2 separate regions of the Homo sapiens genome follow, and region 2 is linked to region 1. The links are chromatin loops, found by intact Hi-C in ENCODE. Cell type or tissue: PC-3. All regions are shown on one strand.

Region 1 (4,000 bases):
CTTCATAAAGTACCCAATAATTACCATGCATCACTCTAACTGTAAATTTCAAGAAGACACTAAAGAATTGTTGTTGACCTGACTATCAAAGCCCTGTGAATTGAAATCAATATACCATAACATGTGAATGTTAGATACAAGTTGAAGCCCCTGAAGGCAGGTCACTACGGTGGCATAAACATCAGTTTTTTCTAAGTACCAAGCAGCATCTGGATGAATAGATCTACGATGACCATATTGCCTTCACTGTACATGGCCTAAACTCATCTCTCTGGAAAGTTAATCTTTCATAACATTAACATCAGTATGGTTAAGAAATCACTTACATAAATTATTCTCAATATTATCAGCTGTTATAGTCCACACTTTTTTTTTCTCACTTGGTTCCTATGCTTAAAAAGCTAAACAAAATTTTAATCTTGTATTTGCAGGGAGCTCCTCTCAAACAACTTCTTCTGAGAAACACATATGATATATTACAAAAAAGACTGAGAAAAGAAATTAGAAATTTGGGAAAGGAACCCTGTAAGATATACTATGTAGCTACTTCAACAACTCATAAGGATCAAATATGATTTATGATTTTTTATATATATATAAAATCATGTATATAAATATATATATATTCATCTCTTTATCCTCAACTATGCTTTAATTTACTTACTTCCCAAAGTGTAAATAACTACTAAAAGCTATGGCTATTTTAAGGGCTTAATAAAAGTAATGGGATATAACTGAGAAATTCAAATGATAAAAGATCTAAACAATGATGAAACACATAAAGCCAAAGACTATGAAAACAGAGATGATCATATTTCTTCTCAAACTCTGGTCAATGGGTGATCTTCCTTATAATCGCCTCAGGGCTTACTCAAGATGCAGAATCTTGGGCTGCCCAAAGTACACATGGCAGAGTATCTACAAGTGGAGGCTGGGAGTCTTCATTTTTAACAAACTTCCCATGTGATTTTTCCTGCACTTTAGAATTGAGAACTATCAACCTAAAGGTTCTGAATGAGATTACAGAAAGCAGGAGAAAGAGAGAAACTGAGAAAAGATTATTTGTTAACAGGAAGGAAGAGAGGGAGGGAGGGAAAGGACAGATATTAAAAATTCGGTCTACACCATGGTTTCTCAACTTCATTGACATTTTGGGGTGGATAATTCTTTGTGTAGAAATGGTCCTGTGTATTGTACAGTGTTAGCAGCATTCCTGGCCCTCTACCCAAAAGATGCCAGTAGCAATCCCCAACCTCCAATTGTGACAATAAAAAATATTTCCAGACTTTGCCAAATGTCCCTTCCAGGGGTAAAATCACCCCTGGTTGAGATTCACTGGTCTATACTAAGGAAGTTGTTAAAGCAAGAATAGTGAACTAGAAAGATCATGAAATATCTTGGGTATATAAAAAACAATCAAATGAAAACTGAAATAAGAAGCATGCTAATTCATTATGCTCCTAAAGTTAGTTTCCTTAATAACAGAAGTCATAAACTCAAAAGTGAACTCAGCATAATAAAAAAATTCATTTTCATCTTTCAAAATTTAGCATATTTCACACAAACATTTGCACTTCTGACACTGCTTGAAAAAAAATTTTTTTTGAATCTGGCAATACCTGCAACAAATAGGCCTAGGCCTGAAACTGGCCACTCCCTTTGGCATGGCAACAAACAGCTCGACCTGGACTGGCCACTCCCCTTCGATGGAGCATTCACTTCCTACCCCCATGCTTTATAGATGGGTGAATTCTATAAAAATATTCCATAAATATGTCATGGGTATTGTAAGAGATTGGAATATGTTTTAAATATGTTTATTTAAAACTTACATTTAGTTTCCTAGACGCCAAAGTCTTAGTAGTAGGGCCACACTTTTAATCTACAAACATAATTTACAAGAAACACAAGCACAAGTACACAGTCCACTAGAGAAATATCCAAAGTTTAGTGTAATCATAATATCAGGTTTATTATCACAAGACATGGCCAAGTACCCTGCCACACCCAAAGGGTGTATGTACTGACTGACAAGCACATATCCTGAATGTTATTACACTCATAAAAAAATGAGTAATGACTGGTTGATCTCAACATTCACACTCAAATCAAAATTCAAACTGGGATTTCCACAACAGGCTTCCTTACTAGCCATCCGTTAAAAAGAATATTTGTTCCTGTGACAGAACAGGGCTTCCCCTAAATGCACACTTCCTTCAGCTGTGTTGCTGCTACTGGTCCCCAAGCGTCGACTTCCTGCTGACACCACCTGGAGGTAAAAAGGTCCACACCCCTAGGTTTATGGTCTATGTCTCATCTTTGAAAGTTGCACCTCTTTCCCTATTCCATGCCAATTTAAGTGCACAATTAAACATGACTGCAATGTGAAGGAATTTCCAGGTATGAGCTCTACAGAGTTACTTCAATCACGAGTGCAGCTTCACACTCCCCAGTTATCTAGGCACACATTTTTATCAGGGATGAATGCCTTATAGCAGTGGTTCCCAACCTTTTGGGCACCAGGGACTGGTTTTGTGGAGGACATTTTTTCCTTGGACAGCGATGGGGAGGATGGTTTTGGGATGAAACTGTTCCACCTCAGATCATCGGGCATTATATTCTCATAAGAAATGCACAACCCAGATCCCTTGAATGTGCAGTTCACAATAGGGTTCGTGCTCCTATGAGAATCTAATGTGGCTGCTGATCTGACAGAAGGCGGCACTTGCCCATCACTCACCTCCTGCTGTGCGGCCCAGTTCCTAACAGGTCAGGGACCCAGTATTGCTGCCTTATAGGTCCTGCCTGATAATGCTCTCTTTTTTCAGCTGGAAGGCTTCTCTATTTCCCAGAGGTGGAGCTACACCACTGTCTTTGTGTTCACGGTCTTAAACACAGCACTGCTTATTTCCACTCTACTCAAGTGGCCACCCAGACAAGGGCTGAGGCTTCCTGTCAATCTTGAAGTTCCTGGGAAGACAGGTGTTCCTCCCACCTGAAATCAGTACAGATTCCTGACTCTGACCTTGGATTACATGTATTCTAGAAACTATGGAATCCAATAATAATTTAGTTGATAATCCCTGGGAGTTTACTGCACTAAGCTCCTCAACTAAACCTTTCATCTTAACCTACTCGTGTCGGGTTTGCTTCATTCTTGGTTTTCTTTTCTTTCTATTACCTCTTATTCTTTGTGTTTTTACATTTGTCTCGGGGGCTTATTTGTCCCTCCTTTACTGTAAGTCAACTCATCCTAATTTTCTTTTACCTTAAACCTAATGAGGTTCAAAGTTCACTACAAACCATCAAACCAGGATTGAAATTCCTGCCTTAACAGCAGCAACAGCTATCCCAACACCCCATTGTCTTCCATTCTGGTGACAAAAATTTTAGTTAAGTAAGCATAATCAAGAAGTTCAAACAGTACTTAGAATTCCTCGCCAAGGACTGAAGAGATATAAGCCTTTCCTGCAGTATATTATCATTTAAGAAGTTGCCAAACTATGCTATGTAAGTCAACAATAAGGATCAAGACTTACGTGTTTTTTGGAAACTGCATTGTCCTGGTGCAGGGATGGAAAAAATAATATTACACTAAAACTTTGTTAAAATACCATCGTTTGGACTCTGTTATAGGACTAGTTTTATAATGAAATCTTTTGTGTCTTTAATAACTGTAGAGCCAAACCTTGTCGTGATTATTATTTTTTGGCCAAACAGGCAAGGTTTAATGGCATGTTTGTTTATTCATTCATTCATTCAATAAGCATTTATTAAGCATCTACTGTGCTAAGTGCTCTGAAGAGAAAGACAAAAGGACAATTCTGTTCTTGTAAGTTCAGACTATTTGGCAAGAAATAACCTATAAACAAATAATTATAATAAAATGTGATGAGTGCTATAATAAAGGCTCTGGAAGCACAGAGAAGGTACTAATCAACTCCATCTAAGGAAGTCATTAAAAGCTTTATAGGAAAAGTCTTAACAAATTATAAACATA
Region 2 (4,000 bases), 160 kb before region 1:
ATCACTTTGAGGGCTTGAGGCAGGAGGGCCACTTGAGCCCAGGAGTTTGAGACCACCCTGGGCAACATAGCGAGACCCCATCTCTATTTAAAAAAACATATATAGAAATATATATACAATAGTGAATTTTACAATATTCTGTATGTATCAGTATTATCAATTATTATGGCCCTTTTGTGGTTTTCTTCTTTGACTAAAAAGCCAACTAAATGGCTATTAAAATGTATATTAAAAAACAAATATTCTAGTTCTGTATCTCAGAGTGTAGAAATATGTCAATTTGACTAATCTGTTGGGTAAAACTAGAAGTTGCTGGAGGGACCAGGTTTTAATTTGAAGAAACTTTAAACAGTGAATCTGATTCTTCTTTGAGTTTGTACACCTTAAATTCTTATGTCCTTTCTCTTTCATGATTGAGGTTCTTGTGTCTTGTCCTTCGATGACAAAAACGTGAAGCAGTGAGAGAAGTATTTACATGTGTATGATCTATTTAATGTATTATGTTAATTGTGAAGCATTTACATGTTGAAGTTACTTTGGGAATGATTATTTTACTCATGCAAATTACCGTCTCATTACACAATATTAGGTGAAACAAATACATGTATCTCTTAGTGCAGATTAAAAGTAGCCACAAATTTCTTTCACACTCCTTCCGCAGAGATATGGGGGTCTAAGTATCTCTTTCCCTTAAACCTGAGTAGAACTCGAGACTGTTTTGATCATTATACTATGGCAGGAGTGACTCTTAATTAAGGCCCTAACACTGGCAGCTGCCACTTCTTTCCTCCTGGAACGTTCTTTTCTGGAGGAAGCCAGCTGCCGTGTTAAAAGTTCAGCCACCCTGGGCCTGCCAAGCATTGAGGAAGCCCATGCTCACCGTGTAGAGAGGCTACAGAGACGGGGAGAGATACCCGGCCTGCCCTAGCTGTTCCAGCTTTCCTGTCCAGGCACTGGACATGTGAAGAAACCTCTTGGTCATCCCAGACGTTAGCAGACATGACGTGGGGAAAACGGAGGCACCCAGCTGACAACGAAAATGGTGGGAACGTCAAATATATGACCCTTGTCAGCCTGTTCCAGCTATTTCCCGTCTTTTGCCTGACCCCAGCAGCGTCTGATCATTGTTGCTGTGCCATGCCCACATTCCCAAGCCAGAATATTCCTAGCATAATAAAATGGTGGTGGTCTGCCACTGTGGAGCATTAGAGAGCTCTTTCATCAACATACAGAAGCTATGTCCCACAGTTTCACTGAAAATGAATTTTGGTTTTGTGAATTTGATTTCCCTGTTGACTTACTTCCTATTGACTTCCAGAAGAGAGTACTTTTAAGGGGAAAAAAGGGAACATTTTAAAAAGATTATGTGTTTAAAGAAGAATAACCATGTTATCTGCATCTTTTCATGTGATAAAAAAACTCTGACAGTGAAAATGCAGTGAGAACCTGCCAGGTGATTAGTTACCCTCTCTTCATATTGTCTCACCCTATCAACAGCATTTGGGAGAGTCAGCTCCATGGCTAAGATTTCCATGCACCCTTTCCTTCCTCCCCATCAGCCCACCCCAGCACACATGCTTTGCTTATCAGTGGACCTTTGTGGCCTTTTTCTGAACAGCACTCAGCAGTACTATACTACCTGGATAGCTTTTCTTGATTTACATATTTTTGCATAATAGGATGTAGAAAAATTAGACGAAATTGCCTGTAGGTGCGGTGGGAGTTAGCGCACTTCAAGGAGGTTAATCATCCTATTCTTGGACAAAAATCTGTATAGAAGAAGAAAAGGGTTACTGTTTAGAGAGCTAAATAAGAATGACTTTAATATATGTGTTTGTGAAATGGTTACAGTTTATTAACCTTTTTTGTGTACTTACTATCTGACACGCTTTTCTTTCGGAAAGAGATAATCAGAATAAAAGGAACATTAAGATGAGATGAGATGACTGTTACAGGTCCTCCCTGAAATGATCAGGGCAACCCCATTGGCATGTTCACATGGTTACTCTGTGGATGTCATCAGGGAAGGAAGGGAGCTCGGATTCCAGCATGGTACAGGGAGTGTTTATCAGGGATGGAGGAAGAAGAGTGTGACAGGTCAGCTTGACAGGATTGCTCAGTAGCGAGAAGTATGAGTCACTTGGCTTACGTAGCTTGATGAGGATATCTTCTGGGGATGGGTATGTATTTTCTCCTTCAGCGATTCATGAGTCAGCTATTCAAGCCCTTCATGCGGTGTGTGAACCTCTTTGGAAAGCTCCCAGTCTTAACCTTGTAAAACTTTGCTGACACAGAACTCGCTGTCTCCCAAGTTAAACTGCTCAAGCATTGTGTAACTTCAGCAATTCGGAAGGCTTTTCCCCTCCTTACATTCAGCTGAGATATACTTTCTTCTCAAGCTAAATTCCCAGTTTTAACCTCTGGGGTCAAATACAAGGTTTACAAGGTTATTCCTCTTCCACTTGATATGGTTTTGGAACTTAAAAATTGATACTGTGGCTTGCTGGGTTTCTTTCTAGTTCCTTCAGTTGCATGACTTAGCTTTGAATGTTCCCGGTCACAGTCTTCGGAGACACTTCCGTTTCTCAGTAATTCTCTTACTGCAGAACTGAAATGTAATGCCCTAGCATGTCCCAGTCAATCAGGACTGCAGTTGGGTTAGCATCTTCCTCCTTCTGGATGTGCCCTGTGTTTGTTAATCCTGTCTAAAAGGTTATCAGCTTGCAATCATGGCCTGTGGTGGCCTCATCCTAGGCTTCCTGTTTATGTTGACCTTTTGCATTGCTCCTCCTGAGGCATACAGTCTCCATTGCTTGTCTTGTGTAGCTGCTTTTTAAAACATAGGAACTGCTTGATAGTTTTTTCTGTTGAATCTAGTATTACTGGTCTCTTTGTTTCCAACCTGCTGAAAGCATCTTGGATGCACTTCTTGCTCAGGAAATTAATCAGTATCTCCCCCAGTTTCATGTCCTCTGCTGATGAAAACAAAGCCGGTGCTAACAGTTACTGAATTAGAGCTCTGACACATGCTATTAGAAACATTTTTGTAGTTTTAAAGTGGTGGATCTCAACCTCAAGCAATTTTGGCCCGAAGGGGACATTTGGTAGTGTCTAGAGACAGTTTTGGTGATCCCCACTGGGGGTGGTGGTACTGCTGGTATGTATCTAGTAGGTAGAGGCCGGGGTGATGTTGAACATCTTACAGTGCACAGGGCAATCCCTCCACAACAACGACTTAGCAGTCCCCAAATGCTAATAGTGCTGAGATTGAGAAGCCGTCAGCAGATTAATGTAGTTCTACTAACAGTGTCTGTTGGGTTGGATGTTTTTAATCTTGTTAATCAGACGTACTATATCAGCATGTAAGACTGAATTCTCAAAGTGTGAACTGGGGTCACCTGAGACCTTTTCAGGGTTCTGTGAGGTGAGAGCTATTTTTCTGATAATTGCCCTTTTCACTCATTCCTTAAGATTGTAGTGTGGTGTTTTCCAGAGGCGATGATATTAAGACATTGAATTAAAACATTGAATGCAGAAGGAGACAGAGAGTCCGCTGTCTACTGTTAAGTCGGACGTTAAAGAGATTTGCAAAATGTGATAAAATGCCCTTCTCACTAAATTATTTTTGCTTTGGAAAAATCATTATGTTAATATGTAATGGTTTAGTATTAAATAATACATATATTTAAAAGTTTTAAATTTTTTTTACTGTCAAGATCAACAGATAATCCACATGATCAGAAGTTCTTTGGGGGAAAAAAACAAAAAAGTTATTTGAGATCCTCAATACTTCTCTTTTTTCTCTTTTTTTTTTTTGAGATGGAGTCTTGCTTTGTCGCTCAGCTGGAGTGCAGTGGTGTAATATAGGCCCACTGCAACCTCTGGCCTCCCAGGTTCAAGTGATTCTCCTGCCTCAGCCTCCCATGTAGCTGGGATTACAGGTGCACACCACCATGCTTGGCTAATTTTTGTATTTTTAGTAGAGACAGGGTTTCACCAT

What was found. A loop is a pair of places that touch in the nucleus more often than their neighbours do. Peaks named below come from ENCODE experiments on the same cell type or tissue, not always from the same donor. Only the 100,000 strongest peaks of a DNase experiment are listed, where the experiment ranks them.
Region 2: it touches region 1 in a loop (7-fold over the local background); 1 of 110 quality-filtered maps calls a loop at or near these places.

Annotation. Positions count from the first base shown.
Region 1 is chr4:148,168,920-148,172,919 of GRCh38, forward strand. The region is part of intron 4 of NR3C2 (nuclear receptor subfamily 3 group C member 2); the gene reads right to left. Among named protein-coding and RNA genes, the nearest start is that of NR3C2, 270 kb to the right of the region's middle. In PC-3, no CTCF peak of the experiment used is centred here; a DNase peak (open chromatin) is centred at 2,102; H3K27ac peaks cover 2,358 bases.
Region 2 is chr4:148,005,334-148,009,333 of GRCh38, forward strand. The region is part of intron 18 of ARHGAP10 (Rho GTPase activating protein 10); the gene reads left to right. Among named protein-coding and RNA genes, the nearest start is that of MIR4799, 220 kb to the left of the region's middle. In PC-3, no CTCF peak of the experiment used is centred here; a DNase peak (open chromatin) is centred at 2,178; H3K4me3 peaks cover 797 bases; H3K27ac peaks cover 2,297 bases.